Regions from separate parts of the Homo sapiens genome. Here region 1 is linked to region 2. A link is a loop called in an ENCODE intact Hi-C map of the cell type or tissue named here. Cell type or tissue: heart left ventricle. All regions are shown on one strand.

The links. Peaks named below come from ENCODE experiments on the same cell type or tissue, not always from the same donor. Only the 100,000 strongest peaks of a DNase experiment are listed, where the experiment ranks them.
Region 1: a loop joins it to region 2, with 1.9 times the contacts of the local background. A loop is called at or near these places in 2 of 110 quality-filtered maps.

Annotation. Positions count from the first base shown.
Region 1 is chr7:80,220,645-80,228,644 of GRCh38, reverse strand. It overlaps GNAI1 (G protein subunit alpha i1), which reads right to left. Exons shown (of 8, transcript NM_002069.6): 8 at 2,464-8,000. Among named protein-coding and RNA genes, the nearest start is that of GNAI1, 90 kb to the right of the region's middle. In heart left ventricle, no CTCF peak of the experiment used is centred here; no DNase peak of the experiment used is centred here.
Region 2 is chr7:80,331,948-80,339,947 of GRCh38, reverse strand. It overlaps LOC105375373 (a long non-coding RNA gene), which reads left to right and starts at 4,995. Exons shown (of 5, transcript XR_007060401.1): 1 at 4,995-5,225; 2 at 6,184-6,265. In heart left ventricle, a CTCF peak has its summit at 4,959; no DNase peak of the experiment used is centred here; H3K27ac peaks cover 1,581 bases.

The DNA of each region.
Region 1 (8,000 bases), 110 kb after region 2:
GTAACTCAGAGAATTCCTGATTCTGGTTTTGGAAACTGCAGTTAGCTGACAGCTCTGCGCCTGAGATTGTTAAAACATTGAACCTTTCATCTTTAATAGGATGATATTTGACTTTAAATACTGTACTGTTGATACCAGAAAAATGAGTCTCGGTTGTAGGCTGAATAACACACCGCCCCCACCAAAAGTTGTCCATGTTCTAATTCCTGAAAGCTGTGGACATGTTACTTTATAGGGTGAAAGGGATTTTACACGTGTGATTAAATTAAGCCTCTTAAATTACAGAGGTTATTCCGGATTACCCAGATGAGCTCAGTGTAATCAAAAGGGTCCTTATAGGAAAGAGGCAGGAGTCAGAACACATATAGAGAAAATGTAAGGACAGATGCAGAGATTGGAGGGAAGAGGATAGGCTTTGGGTTTTGAAGACAGTGGAAGGGCTTATGAGCCAGGGAATGTGAACAGCCTCTAGAAAGAGGAAAAGGCAAAGAAACAGATTCTCCCCTAGAGCTTCTAGATGATGTGCAGTCCCATGGACCCATTTTAGACTTTTGACCTCCAGAATTTAAGTGTATAAATTTATATTGCTTTATACCAGTAATTTTGTGGTAAATTGTTACAGTGGCAATAGAACATTAATATAGTCTTGTTTGGAATTTTTTTCTGCTCTGCTGAAAACTAAAGGAAAATGTAGCTTCTTCTAGCTCCCCTTCACGAAGAGCTGGGCAACAGACAGAGAAATGACTTTCCCTCTCTGCCCCTGTTCCTTTTATGGGTCAGTTCAAAAGTCTTTTCCTTCGTAAGGCCTTAAGTCTGTCCTGTGACCTCTCATATCAGGTTGCTCTTATGTCCAGGACTATAGATCCATTCTGAGACTGCAATGGGATGAAGTTAATAATCATGCTGTGACAATAGAGATAAACTGGAACTGTGCTGGAACAGACGGTCACCAAACCCATTTTGTTTTGCCTTGAATTACAATTAGTTACTTAAATGTCTATCTCCGTTTTCTTTTCCTCTCTATTCTTCATATTTGTCATCATCACCAACATCACTATGATGAAATTTATATTTAAAAGTTCCATCACAATTACCATGTGTCTGGCACACATCATGCACCTTACATTAATAACTCATGAGTCCCTGCAGCAACTACAGGAGGACAGCACTAATGTTATCCTCATTTTATATGGAAATCATTGAGGCATAGAAAGGCCAGGTAACTTATTCAAAGTCACACAATTGGAGGCAGCAGGGCCAGGATTCAGTTTCAGACAGTCTGGCCTCTTCATTACTATTCCTGTTTTGTGTCCCTAAATGGGACTTTTCACAGCAAAGGTGCTAAGTTGTCATTTGAAAAGTAAATGACACCTGAGTTCACACACTTACACTCTTATTCCTAAATACTGTGGAAAAACAGGGTTTGGAGTAAAAATAATAATGTCAATATAATAGTTTTGTTCTGTCCAAATCTCTGTGGCAAAATTTTTAAAAACCTATCCACACCAAATGTTGTCCTTAGTCTTTTCAGACCTAAATTAAAAGTATTAAATTGACTTGGTGAAATGAGTTATTAGAAGAAACATATACATTTTTAAAGTTGCTTTTTCATTAGAGCTTTGCCACAATGTCTATAAGTGGAGATAGCAGCTGTATTTTCCTTAACGGGTCAAATGCTTCCAAACTGTCCTTGACAGTAGCTAAACACAAAGGACATTTTTGCCAAAGGTTCATGGAAAAAAGAGATAACACTTAATTAGAAAAGATGAAGCGTTTATATGACTTAAGTGAACTCTTTCGCTAAATTTGAGATAAGTCGTGTTTAAAACAGCCCTGGCCTGAGATTGCCAGTCAAATATGTGTTAGTAAACAGAATAATCCTTGATTTTGATTATCCACATACTTAATGCCAAGAAAAATCACAGTCCTAAAAAAAACTTGGATCCCAAGAAATTAGGTAGGATTGATGCTGCTTTTCTTCCATGTAAAGCTCTGCTTTCCATGTGAACCATAATGTATTTAAATAAAGTGCATTCAACCAACTTAATACAAGAGATAAAAATAGAATTACCTTAATGATGTGTATAAATAGGAACATGATGTGATTAAAAAATGATTTTTTTTTTTTTTTGAGATGGAGTCTTGCTCTGTCGTCCAGGCTGGAGTGCAGTGGTACAATCTTGGCTTACTGCAAACTCAGCTTCCTGGGTTCACTCCATTCTCCTGCCTCAGCCTCCCGAGTAGCTGGGACTACAGGCGCCCATCACTATGCCCAGCTAATTTTTTTTTGTATTTTTAGTAGAGATGGGGTTTCACTGTGTTAGCCAGGATGGTCTCGATCTCCTGACCTCGTGATCCGCCTGCCTCGGCCTCCCAAAGTGCTGGGATTACAGGCTTGAGCCACCGTGCCCGGCCAATGATTTTTTTCAAAGGCTGGATTATTAAAAATAATATGGACATAAATTTACTTTTTAAATGTCTTTATTGGATACATAATTTTAAACCAAAAGACAATTAAGTTGATATAAAATCTAGTCTTTTTTTTTCTTCATAATTGTTAGAGGGACTTAAATCAGGTTTAATCATTCAGGTTCTTCCAAACTTAAAACAAAAATAACATACTTTTCTAAAATATGTGTCTGGACAATTTCAACTAATTATAAATGAATTTATTCCCATATTCCAATATAGTAAACTTTTATTTGATGCACACTGTATCAAGTAGAAAATAATCATTCTCACAGATGTGTGTGTGTGTGCATACACATTCCAAGGACAAGGGTAGCTAAAATCTGCACATAAATCTAATTTTTCTCAGATCGATCCCATTAAACTAATGAACTCAAATCTTATGGAAAGTTTGAGAATCTAGTAAACTTCAAATGTATTGATTAGTAGATATGATTTTATTGACTGTTAAAGAGCAAACCATTTGCAATCTTCTGTCTTTATCAAAAAACAAAACATGCATGTAAGGCCTTGGAATATTTGATACTCTATCCTGATTTAAGTCCTGCAGATAGCAAATTCCTGTCCTCCTCCACACTCCAGGGAGCTACTCTTTCCAAAATAAGTTCAGAAGCTTTTTTAATGCATGACTGTGCTCAGCCCAGTCCTGTGGGAGGTGTGGAGAAAGAAAGGAATTTGGCTAGGGGAATTGAAACATATTAAAAAAACAAAACACAACACAATAACAACATTAAAAAAAACCCCACTAATCTTTTGATTTGGCTGCAGACTAAAGAGATGAGTCTGTAAACTGGATTTAATAATTTTCCAGTATCTTGAAGGGTCAACTCCCCCTCCATGTATTGGAACTAAAAATAAAGAGAGCTGCTAATTTCAAAACCCTGTTTTAGAGTATAGATCTTAAAATGTGTATGTCTCTCTTTTATTATAGCTGACATATTTAAAGTGAAAATGAGATGGGTTTTCCCCCCACAGGAAAGGCTATATTACACCAAACCAAACGATAGCATTTAAAACTGGAATAGTCCAAGTCTTTACTGAGGCCCACCATTTCCCAAGAAAGTCACTGAAGGTGTGATTTATTCAAGACACCAAGACCCACATCTTCCACATTCAAATTTTAGCATTCTATCCTTTTTAGTTTTTGTATGTGTTTCTCTAAAACTTGGGAACATTTCCATGCAATGCAAATAGAGTTGTTGTGGAAGAAAAATAAAGCATTTCATTTCCCAAATACAAATATAATGCAAAGACACATGAGTACCTATTTTCCAAAACCACATTAAAAATGTAAAAAAAAGTAGAATTTTAAAATTATATAACCCAATATATCACAAATCAGTTCAACATGTAATTTTTAAATTCTGTGTATCTGAACTCTTGTATTTTACACTAATAGGCCAACTCACTTTGGACTAGCTACGTTTTAAGTGCTCTGCATTCACACCTGGGTAGTGGCTGCTGTGTCTGTGCAGTTCCTATGTTTGTGAAATGGAGGGTTAACACACAGAGAGCTCTTTACTTCTTTACTGCACTGGCTTTTCACAGCCATTGACATGCTAATGTGCATCATGCATACTTATTAACATCTGTTCAGGCAATGCTGTTGGACATGCTGCACTACACCATGTGGCACCCTTGTGAAAAACTTCTTTATGCCATTGGATTTTGAAGATATGGCTAAGAAATGACACTGGATTTTGAAGATATGGCTAAGAAATGACACTGGATTTTGAAGATATGGCTAAGAAATGACACTGGATTTTGAAGATATGGCTAACAAAGGTCTTAACTCTAGATTTTACACCCAGCTCTGCCACTTCCTAGATAGCCAACATTGCACAAAATACTAACCTCTCTTAAATGTGTTTCCTTATATAGAAAATGGAAATTTTACCAATATTGCAGGACTGCTCTGATGACTAAATGAGAGCATTAGTAAGGTACCCAGAAAAGTACCTAGCACACAGTAGGCACTCAATAAATTATGTATGTATGCATTTTCTCTATATATTTATGTATCTCTAACATATTTTAAATAATGGAGGAGTTCGTGGTTTTGAGTAAATCTTACTATATGAGTACATTTTTCAAGGTCTTGATTTAGCACTATTGTATAAATCTGCATCTAGAAGCCTTAAGTGTAGGAGGATCAGAGGTGGGGCTCTCAGAAAGAAGAAAGGGCACTTTTTACTGGCTTTCCTTATGCCAGCTTCATACTGAAGCTTTCCATTGCAGCTTCAGCCAGAAAAATGCTTTATTAGATTTAGACAAGATTCCTTTCGAAGAAGAAGATTCATAGTTAAAATTTGTAACTTACTATGTTAAGAAATTCAAGAATGGTTAAATGGTTTAAACGTATGCTCAAGTCTGCAAAAAAGTTATATTTATTACAGGTAAATTGCCTTGTGAAGTAGATTGCTAGGACAATTGGTCACTTAAAACGGAAAGGTAATTACTTATATTTGTAAACAGGAAAACATGTTATACTAAAATTGAATGCTGCAAAGTGAGTCCTATACAAACCATATTAATGAATTTGCTGCTGGGATAGTCCGCATTCCACAAGCTACAAAATTGATACCTCAGTACTATTTAATAGAAATTAAAGATAGAGCTGTTTAGAAGTAGCTTTGACTTAACTTTACTCTTGATTTTCAAAAGTGAAGGAAGGATCAAAGCTAAAACTCTGTGAAGTTTCCACAGAACATAATTAAAATTCAAGAGTGCACAACAGAAAATCCAAGGTAATATCCAATCTTCACAGTGGTTTATTTTGAAGACTAGCTTTACACTGAAATTGTACAAACATTTGTCAACTTAGTAAAAAATAACTGCAAAATTGTATGTCTAATTTAGCAAAAACAAAAAATCCTGGTAAAATAGAGAATACACAGATAGTGTGTTTGCACAGGAATAAAATTAATTATAAGAATCCCTCCATAGACACTGCAGTTGGAAAAGGAATTTCTGTGGCCCTTAGGCTCTCAAGAGTCCTACTCTATGTACAGATGGTCCCCAACGTATGATGGTCCAACTTAACAATTTTTCAACTTTACATTGGTGCGAAACTGGTATGCATTCAGTTAGAAACCATATTTCAAGTACCCATGCAATCAATCTGTTTTTCATTTTCAGTACAGTATCCAAGAAAATTACATGAGATATCCTTTATTGTAAAATAGGCTTTATGCTATCTTGTCCAACTGTATGCTAATCTAAGTGTTCTGAGCACCTTTAAGTTAGGCCAGGCTAAGCTACATTTGGTAGGTTAGGTGTATTAAATGCATTTTCAAAATAAGGTATTATCAACTTACAGTGGGCTTTTCAGGACTTAACCCACGGTAAGTCAAGGAGCACCTGTACTTTCTTCTAGGTGACAACTTCTTTTACTAAAAGTGGCACTCTTATCTGCTAAAATAGTCTCTGTCTAGTATTCTATGCATGTTTCCTCAAATTATCTCATTTTTAATCAATTAAAAATATTTTGGCCAGGTGCGGTGGCTCACACCTGTAATCCCAGCACTTTGGGCGGCCGAGGTGGGCGGATTACCTGAGGTCAGGAGTTCGAGACCAGCCCGACCGACATGGAGAAACCCCGTCTCTACTAAAAATACAAGATTAGTTGGGTGTAGTGTCGCATGCCTGTAATCCCAGCTACTCGGGAACCTGAGGCAGGAGAATTGCTTGTACCCGGGAGGCGGATGTTGCGGTGAGCCGAGATCGCACCATTGCGCTCCAGCCTGGGAAACAAGAACGAAACTCTGTCTCAGGAAAAAAAAAAAAAAAAAAATTAAATTTGAAGAACTAGCTCCTTCAATGACAGTGTTTCCATCCACTTTACGGATGGAGACCTAGGAAGACGGGCAGTAAAATCAAAGAAGCTGGAAATATTTGACCTTATACACAATACTCAGGAAGATTTATTACATGGTGGGACTATTCCAGTTGAGGCCTAATCAGCTCTGGCTTGGACAATTGCAGCTGATTCCTGTCTGTGCATATTTGGGTGTCTCTGGCCTCTGGACTTGATGAAATGTGAAATTTCGTAACTTTTAAAGTAACTACAAAATCCAACTAAATAAGAGAAATCACAACAGACACCAAAGCAAACAGTAATTGGTTTAAAAAAATGCCTGGGAAACAGGCCAGTGGGATTGTGAAACGTAAACTTCTTTATATAAATGCATTTCAACTGTTAAGAAAGGGTTTTGAAAAGAACTAAAAAAGAAAACTGGCTGGGCGCAGTGGCTCACGTCTGTAATCCCAGCACTTTGGGAGGCCGAGGCGGTCAGATCACAAGGTCAGGTGATCAAGACCATCCTGGCCAACATGGTGAAACCCCCCTTTACTAAAAATACAAAAATTAGCTGGGTGTAGTGGCGCATGCCTGTAATCCCAGCTACTCGGGAGGCTGAGGCAGGACAATTGCTTGAACCATGGAGTTGGAGGTTGCAGAGAGTGGAGATTGCACGACTGCACTCCAGCCTGGTGAAGGAGCAAGACTCCATACCAAAAAAAAAAAAAAAAAAAAAAAAAGAAAATTTCCAACCTAACATTAAAATATAAACTCTCTCATACTATTGGTTACATTAAAACGACAGAAGTGTCCTCAAGTTGATTAGAGATTGCATTTTCTCATTTTCCAGTATCAATATGTGAGACACTTAGTTTTCATTATGAAAACGAATTATGAGAGTTTTGTTTTTGAGGCATTTCATTCAAAGCACGTATCAACAACCATTTGTTAAGCACTGATTATGATTTTAAAGGCACCTTAAAACTATTATTTATAATCAAATAACAGCAAATTGTATTGACGGCTTATACATTCCACACTCCCCTCTAGGTACTTAACATGTACTGTGAACTTATTTAATGCTGACAACAACCATTAAAATTAATGGATTATTTAATCCTTATTTATTTTCAGATGATATAAATGGAGGCAGAGCAAAACTAAATTATTTGCCCAGATTTTCCCAGTTAATAAGAAATTGAGCCAGGATTTGAAGCCAGACGGGGTGCCAGAGCCTAGGATTTTCACCATCACTTTCTACTTCCAACATAACACACTAAGCAATGATGATGCTACCATCTGTAATAATGATTACAGTATCAACTAAATTCATTTACATAAGGTGGTTCTGCAAACGGCAAATGATGTAAAAAATGGTAACTGTGCTCTTAAGTAGCTTCACATCTAAGGAGTAAAAAATAGCTCTGATGAAAGACATTAATAAGTATCTCCTTTTTTAAATCTGAAAAACTATTATGGCTCAGAGGAACTCAAGGGCAGAGTGGGGATAGGCGAAACACTACTTACACATTTTCTGGAAATAAGGTAGCATCTTTGGGGTCCTCTGACAGACATGGAGTCAGAAGCTCTAGGTTTAAAACCTTCATCTGGTCTTGCTCAAGTTAATTAACCTCTTTAAGCCTTTTTTGATCTCTAGTTACTGTCAGTATTCAATGAGAACATATGGATTTTAATCAGTACTTTTTCAGTAACAAACTGAATTCGATTAAAC
Region 2 (8,000 bases):
TATGACCAAGGGTGAGACTCACTACATAAGAGTTCCAGCTAACTATTTTTCCTAACAACAATCCAATCTATTGAATTCATCCCCTATATTTCACTGCCCAATAATTAATTCGAATCTCTGTTTCGTCTAACCTAAGCCATATTTCTCCATCTTGGCTCTAGGTTATTACAAGGGGCAATGTCAGTGCTTTGTGGAAATCCAAGGCTTTAGTTATTTGATCAGTGTTTTATTAATGTGCTGAATTCTTTCAAAATACCTATTAATCTTAAATTATATGAGATTTTTCTACATTCAGTAAAACATCTCTACAAATCAAATATTTTTTCTTTCATATTAATATTAATATAGGTATAAAATAACCTATCCAAACCATTAAGGACCTGAAAAGAAGCCTTTAAAAGTCAATGAATTTTATGTGTAAAATATATTCTTTCATGAATATGTAAATGTATGCTAATAAATTTTCCACTTCTCATCCAAAATCTCAGAAAATGACAAAATACAAAAGGACCTCCACAATATTCACATCACTTTTTAAAATTTGTTTTTTTTAATTGGCAAATAAAATTGTATATACTTATCATGTACAACATGTTCTAAAATATGTATACTTGTGAAACGGCTCAGTTAAATTAGTTAACATATGTATTACTTCATCACTTTCTAAATTATTCAGTTCACTTACAGACTCACTGTTTCCAAAATAGATAGTTTCTTTCTTATTGATTTTTTTTTTTGCATAATAATGAACATACCACACAATAGCAAAGCATTTTTCCAGATACTATTGTGCATGGGGAGATGGCTATACAAGAAGTGAAGACCCCTAAGTCCTGATTCTTATCCCTGGCTCAAGATATATTTAGTCTGTGATATTGGGCAATGTTTTAATCTTCCCAAGCCTCAATTTTACCTTAATTTTTAAACATAATATAAAATGAGAATAAGTTAAGTCTACAGGCTGGAATTTCTAACAGTATTGTAAAAATTCAATGAAATAGGTGTGTGTTCTTTCTACAGAGACAGATGCAGACTCAAGGGGTAATTGAAAAGAACTTATTGAAGGGTCTATTTACAAAAGTGTGGGCAGCATAAAGAAACTAACAAAAGATGGTAAAATACCCAAGGACTAGTCACAACAGGAAGAATTTACCACCCCTAGACCCCAGAGGACAGAGGAAGGAGCTGTTTCTAGAACCAGGTACGAGCCGAACCTGTGGAAGAGGGGCTTGCTGTAGCTATGGGTAAAGGAACACAGTCATTGCCAAAACCCCAAATAGTTCTTTGTAGATTCTGGATATTAGCCCTTTGTCAGATGGGTAGATTGAAGAAATTTTCTCCCATTCTGTGGGTTGCCTGTTCACTCTAATGGTAGTTTCTTTTGCTGTGCAGAAGCTCTTAAATTTACAAGAAAAAAACAAACAACCCCATCAAAAAGTGGGCAAAGGATATGAACAGACACTTCTCAAAAGAAGACATTTATGCAGCCAACAGACACATGAAAAAATGCTCATCATCACTGGTCATCAGAGAAATGCAAATCAAAACCACAATGAGATATCATCTCACACCAGTTAGAATGGCAATCATTAAAAAGTCAAGAAACAACAGATGCTGGAGAGGATGTGGAGAAATAGGAACACTTTTACATGGTTGGTGGGCATGTAAATTAGTTCAACCATGTAGAAGACAGTATGGCGATTCCTCAAGGATCTAGAACCAGAAATACCATTTGACCAAGCGATCCTATTACTGGGTATATACCCAAAGGATTATAAATCATGCTACTATAAAGACATGCACATACGTTATGCTTATTGTGGCACTATTCACAATAGCAAAGACTTTGAACCAACCCAAATGCTCATCAATGATAGACTGGATTAAGAAAATGTAGCACATATACACCATGGAATACTATGTAGCCACAAAAAAAGGATGAGTTCATGTCATTTGCAGGGACATAGATGTAGCTGGAAACCATCATTCTGAGCAAACTATCACAAGGAGAGAAAACCAAACACCGCATGTTCTCACTCATAGGTGGGAGTTGAACAGTGAGAATACTTTGACACAGGGTGGGGAACATCACACCCCGGGGCCTGCCACGAGGGTGGGGGACTGGGGGAGGGGTAGCATTAGGAGAAATACCTAATGTAAATGATGAGTTAATGGGTGCAGCACACCAACAAGGCACAAGTATACCTATGTAACAAACCTGCACGTTGTGCACATGTACCCTAGAACTTAAAGTACAGTAAAAAAAGAAAGAAAGAAAGAACCCAAATAGACAGGGAAGGAGCAGGGAGTAAACACCCTGACCTCCCTCTCCTCCCCTCCTCTGATCACCTGCTGATAATTTTCACTGAGTAAACTACCCAAATTCGGCAGAGTCCCAGTAATGCATTCTGTAGAGGTCACCACCAGGGGTACAGAGCAGGATGAAAGGAGATAAATGAATAATCTGGAAGAACAATTGGAGAACTTTCAGCACAACATGAAAGCTGGTTTAACCCAAAATGTGTTCAGTAAATTGTTTAAAAAATATTAAATGAAAATGCAATATAACAGTGAAAGCTATCATTCTGTATGATACTATAATGATGGATACAGGTCATTTTACATGTGTTAAAACCCATAGAATGTACAACACAAACAGTAAACTCTAGGCACATTTTGGCTTTAGTGAAAGATAACATATCAATATTAGCTCATCAACTGTAACAGATGTACCACACTAATGAAAGGTGTTAAGAACAGGGGAACTCGGTGGCAGTGCAAGGGGTGTACGGCGCTCTCTGCACTTTTTGCTCATTTTTTCCCTACAGACCTAAAACTGCTTTTGAAATCTATTAATTTTTTTAAAAGTTATTTTCATGACTAATACTCATTGAAAAATATCTAATCATACCCAAATTTCCACCAAGTTATTGCATCTATGAAGATGAGGTGATGATGTAACCACCATATAACACTGACTTACAAGAGGTTGACTCTCAGGCCTGGGAAATACATTTCCCAGATGTATTTCTGGGAAACCTCCAATTGCAGAGAATTAGTGTGACTTTCTCTTCTAAAATCTCCATTTTTATCCCTTGGTTCACTAATTTAGAAAGACAAAATCCTTCTTTGCCTCTCTCTCCATTTCTGTCCCTTGATTCACTAAGTTAGAAAGACAAAATCCTTCTTTGTCTCTCAGTGAAAAGTTCTTCTTAACATACTCTGTATGATCATTGCTCTTGAAGTGGTTAAGTTTTCACTTAAAGCTAAGCAACTTTGTTTTCATCATATTTTAAATGTGAATGTTCTTTGCCCCTTAAAGAGATTGGCAAAATAAATTTGGAAATGTTTTCATGGTTGTTATAATAACAGTAGATATATTTTGCTGATAATTTTTCACTATGGTGACAAAGGAAATAAAACATTTTAGGCAAAAAAAATACAATATGATTGAAATACACTTAGCTTAAAATCATATGTCAATTTCTCTTAAAAATCATTTATTTCAACATGATTTATCATATTCTTATGGTAGGTGCTCTAAAATGTACATTACATACCAAAATAATGAGAGTCTACATACTGATATCTAATATAAAGGTCTTAGTATTTTATATTATTTTGATATAAGACAGAACAACAAGTGTTTGTGAAATCCTGTTACTGTTCTCTTTATGTGATAATTTACACTTTAAGCGCAAAATTATAGATGTTATTTAACATCAGATTAGAAAAGAAATCAAACTATGTAAACAAGCAAACAAAAAATTAGACTCCATGTCTCAAAGCAGATACTAGATACGCAGCAATAGATTTTAGAGATTGTTCCTGATTGCACTACCAGTAGGAACAAGTGTGGTTGGAAAGAATATGTAGCCAGCTGTCTCTTCTCTAGAGCATAGGGTAGACTTATCCTTTCTCTCCTTCTCCTCCATCTCCACAGCAGTCCCCTGAAGTCCAAACACCCTGCATCCCTGTGTCAAAGGAGGGCTCTGATAAATGGCTTTCTCCAATAGGCCTGTTTTGTCCTCAAGGGTTGTCACCAGAGAGCACGGAATCCCCAATCTTTAAGGTGCTGAGGTCTAGCAGCAACAGCTGAGCTGCTTGGTGCTTCTGAGAGATTTAGCATAAATTAGGGCAGTTCACACAGTTTATTACTTTAATGATAAGACTAAGTTCTTAGTCACAGAGCAATGTTTCAAATATGTTTCTATGTCACCTTTTGTACCCTCGTGCACATAAATGCAAACATTGTAAGGATATAAACGACTCTTTCTCGTGTTATCTGTGTTGTTTGCGTGCACACCCTAATCCTAGGAAGGCTGAGGAGCAAACTGTCACACAGGGATATGAATGCTTTCCGGTTTGCAGCTGCAGCTGTTGTTTGCAGTGCCTGATGCCTTTCACAAGCTTTTTTCCTCATCCACATCTATTCAGTGACTTTGTTTGAAAAAGCTTACCCCAAATTCCGAGTTTACTTAGCCCTGTGACCTCCCAGAAATCCATAGCAGGTTAAATCTTCTACGGGATTTTATCACAGAAGAGCAATAGCTCAACAGCTGTTAAAAAAAAAAAAAAAAAAAAACTTATAGGCCCTCTTTAATTTGTTATGCAATAAATAATTTTTAAAAAGATATTTCAAAAACTCAATCCAGGATTTGCCCCTCTGGCCAAAGGGAGTCTATACAGTTGAGCCTTCTAAGAATTACTTACACAATCTCTTGTTATTTAAGGAAGAGAATGTTTTGGCCAAGAATGGACATTTTGTAAAATTAAGATGAACAATAAAATCTTAGTAGGTAATGGGTTCAGAAGCTACTTCACAATTTGTTCTTGGCAAAATTACCAAGGGTTCTGTGGCTCTGCAACACCCTGGAAAAACATTTAAGGGAAAGGATGCAACAGGAAAACAGATTACAGCTCCCTCAAGTGAGGAGTGGAATATTTCTTCTCCTGTAGCCAATGTTTGCATTTGTTCCTGCAGATCTTGGGAGAAAATGAACAAGGACATCCAGTGGAAGTTTTGGAAATATGTCAATAACTTTATTTTCCCCTGCCCAGGAAAGAGAAAAAGAAGGAGGAGAAAAATTAATTTATTCATAAAAATATATGCAAAACAAAGCAGGGAAGAAAATATGCATACCTACCATAAAATCCCTCTTTGATATTTTACAACTAAATTAGAAGGATCACCACCAGCAACAGCACACATTATATATGCAATGGTAAGGTAAGAGAGAGGAAAAAATGTCATTTGGTTAATATGCATAAATTCAGACACATACACAAGGAAAACAGGTTAGCCCCAAAATCGTAGTGAGGGTTTAAGCTTTAATAATTTCAGAAGTGGAAATGCTACAAACTTTAAAAACAACATTGTTTGAAGGCTTAATTATTTAGTTTCTTTTAGACTTATTCAGTTTTATGCAAGTCAAATAATATCTTTTTAATCTTAACTTTTTGTTTCAGTCCACATTTGCCATCATGTACATATGTAAACAAAGCAGAGTTGAAAATACACATAGCAACAAGCCATGAGGTTGGAGTTGGGTTTTACAACTTCCTTCTTCCAGTATCTAGTTCTTGCCCCTTGTCTCTCAGCTGGCATTTCTGGTCTGGTTGCAGTTCTTTACCTGGTTGGGTGACTAAATATTATTCCTAAAGTGTTCCCAGTAGTATTAGCAGCAGCAGTAGCAACAGCAGCAATAGGCATTAGTAGTAATGGCTAAGAGTGCGTAAAAGCAACCCTAGCAACCCTATTTTCCCCTAATAATCAGAATCAATCATCTCAGACCTTTAACTCTTCCCTTGTCCATTGAGTCAGTGGTATAAGGAGCTCAAGGTGGTTCCATGGAATTCTCAGTTTCCAGTTGAATAGAACCATTTTTGTGTGTGTGTGTGTGAGAATTAAACTCAATAATCCAGCAGAGTTCAAAGTTACAGAAAGAGAAAACAAAATTTTTACTGGGTGCATTGTTGAGGTAACAGGGCAGGGAATATTCCCACTCCAGCCCCTTCGTTCTCAAAGCCATGTGTCCTGACTATTGTAGAAACAGCATCATGTATTTATTAGTCATTATTGCTATCAATTGCTATTGGAATATATTGTACATCTTGTCAGAAGATACCTTGGACTTGCAAGCTTTTATGTGTATGTGTTGGCTCTTCTTGTCCTCCCAGCAGGTGACGTACTGTTTCTTCAATAGACCATCGGGCTATTTCATTAAGACAGCATCTTCAGACAATGTGGTACATGGTAGCACCAGTAAGTCTCACTGATATGAGTGACTACTTTCACTGTAAAATGAGCTCTTTGGTCCGAAGCCATATTATGTGGGATACCAAGTGAGAGAATAAGGTATTATACGCAGGTGGTGATGCTGGTGAAAGCAATGTGGGGGAAGAAATACAAATTTATATCCAAATTATCTTTTCTAAAGGCAATGTTTTCTTCCCTTCCAGAATGGCGGGGGTCCAAAGTAATTATTCTGCCACTGACTGGCTCACTTGTCACACTAGGAAATGGTTCTATATCAGGGCCTCGGTTTGGTCTACACTATTGGTTGTTTCATTCTTTGGCTGTCATGATTGCCACATGAGCTTTCTCAGAATAAAAATCTTTGTTTAGACTTCATCTTCATAATGGCCATTTTATTCATGAATCCAGTGATGAAATGACTAAGAAAAGAGGCAAACTGACTTGCACAGAATGGGTTGTGTACAACTATTATTGAAAGCCTTCTCTGGAATGTTTTTGTGAGCTTTCACATACACTTTCACTAGATATCTCTGTTACTAAGCCTCCTACTTTATATCCTGTGTGATGGTTTCCTGTAGAAACTATTGTGAGAGAGAAAGAGTTTATATAGTCCTTAGGTAAGATGATGAAGACATACTACTGTCTCTGCCAAATGAAAGCAAATTGTTTTCTGTTGTTTTTCACAAATTATATTAAAAAGTTCCAGATAAATACCCGAATATTAACTATATACTGGATAATAGGAGCTAAATTGATTTACTCCATTAAAGATACCACATCTGGAACAGCAACCAAAATTAGAGTCACCACCTGATTAATTTCATGACAATCAACAGAGATTCTGCAAGATCTGTATGTCTTCTTCACAAAACAAATAGTTGAGTTAAATAGGAATGTGATATTTAAAAATTTACTCTGCATTTTCACATATTTGATAGTGGCAGTAGTCTGCAACTGCCCTTGATTTGGCCTTAATTTTCATTTATTGCTTTGCTAGAGAGAAGCACTCCCTCGGCTTCTATTTTTCCCTTCCTATTATAGTGGCTGTCTTCTAAAGGGCAGAAACCCAATGTGGGGACTCTGTCAGTTGCTGAGTATGACTATTACAACTTAATAGACATTAGTACACATTCCAACATGATAGACATTATTGGCAGCCAAAATCTCACGTATTGCCTGATCACAATAAGACCAGTCTCGCCGTAGCAGTTTGAAGCTCCATGTTTTAGGGTCAGTTTGGGACTTACGTCCAAAAATGCCTTAGAAATCTGGCCATTTGCATTATTCAATGCATGGTGTCCCCTGGGAAATTGCCATAGTTTAGTTGATGGAAGGCTAAAAGGATTATTCGTAGTACCTACTCATGGTAATTTTGTTGGGGTTCTCCCAAAGGGAATCTGCTTGTTCTTCATTCAAAAAGTTCTGGATCTACGTACTAGATTAAATATGGCATTTCAGTGAGAGGCTGTGACTCTGCTTTGTAGTGACTCAATTCAGATCTCTAATCACTAAACCTATAGTTTTATTTTTCAATCAAATATCCAGATCAAGTATATATTATACAAAATGTTAGTAGGCTGCTTAACTATCAAGTCCTAGACCCAGCCAAGCCACTCTGCTGTACCCTTCTTCCCTTTATGGTAATTGAACCTCCTTGTGTCTGGCAGTTGGTAGTGCTACTATTCGGCTTCTGTCATTCTGAGATCTTTTATTTCTTTAAAATCAATGAGTCCATGTAAGA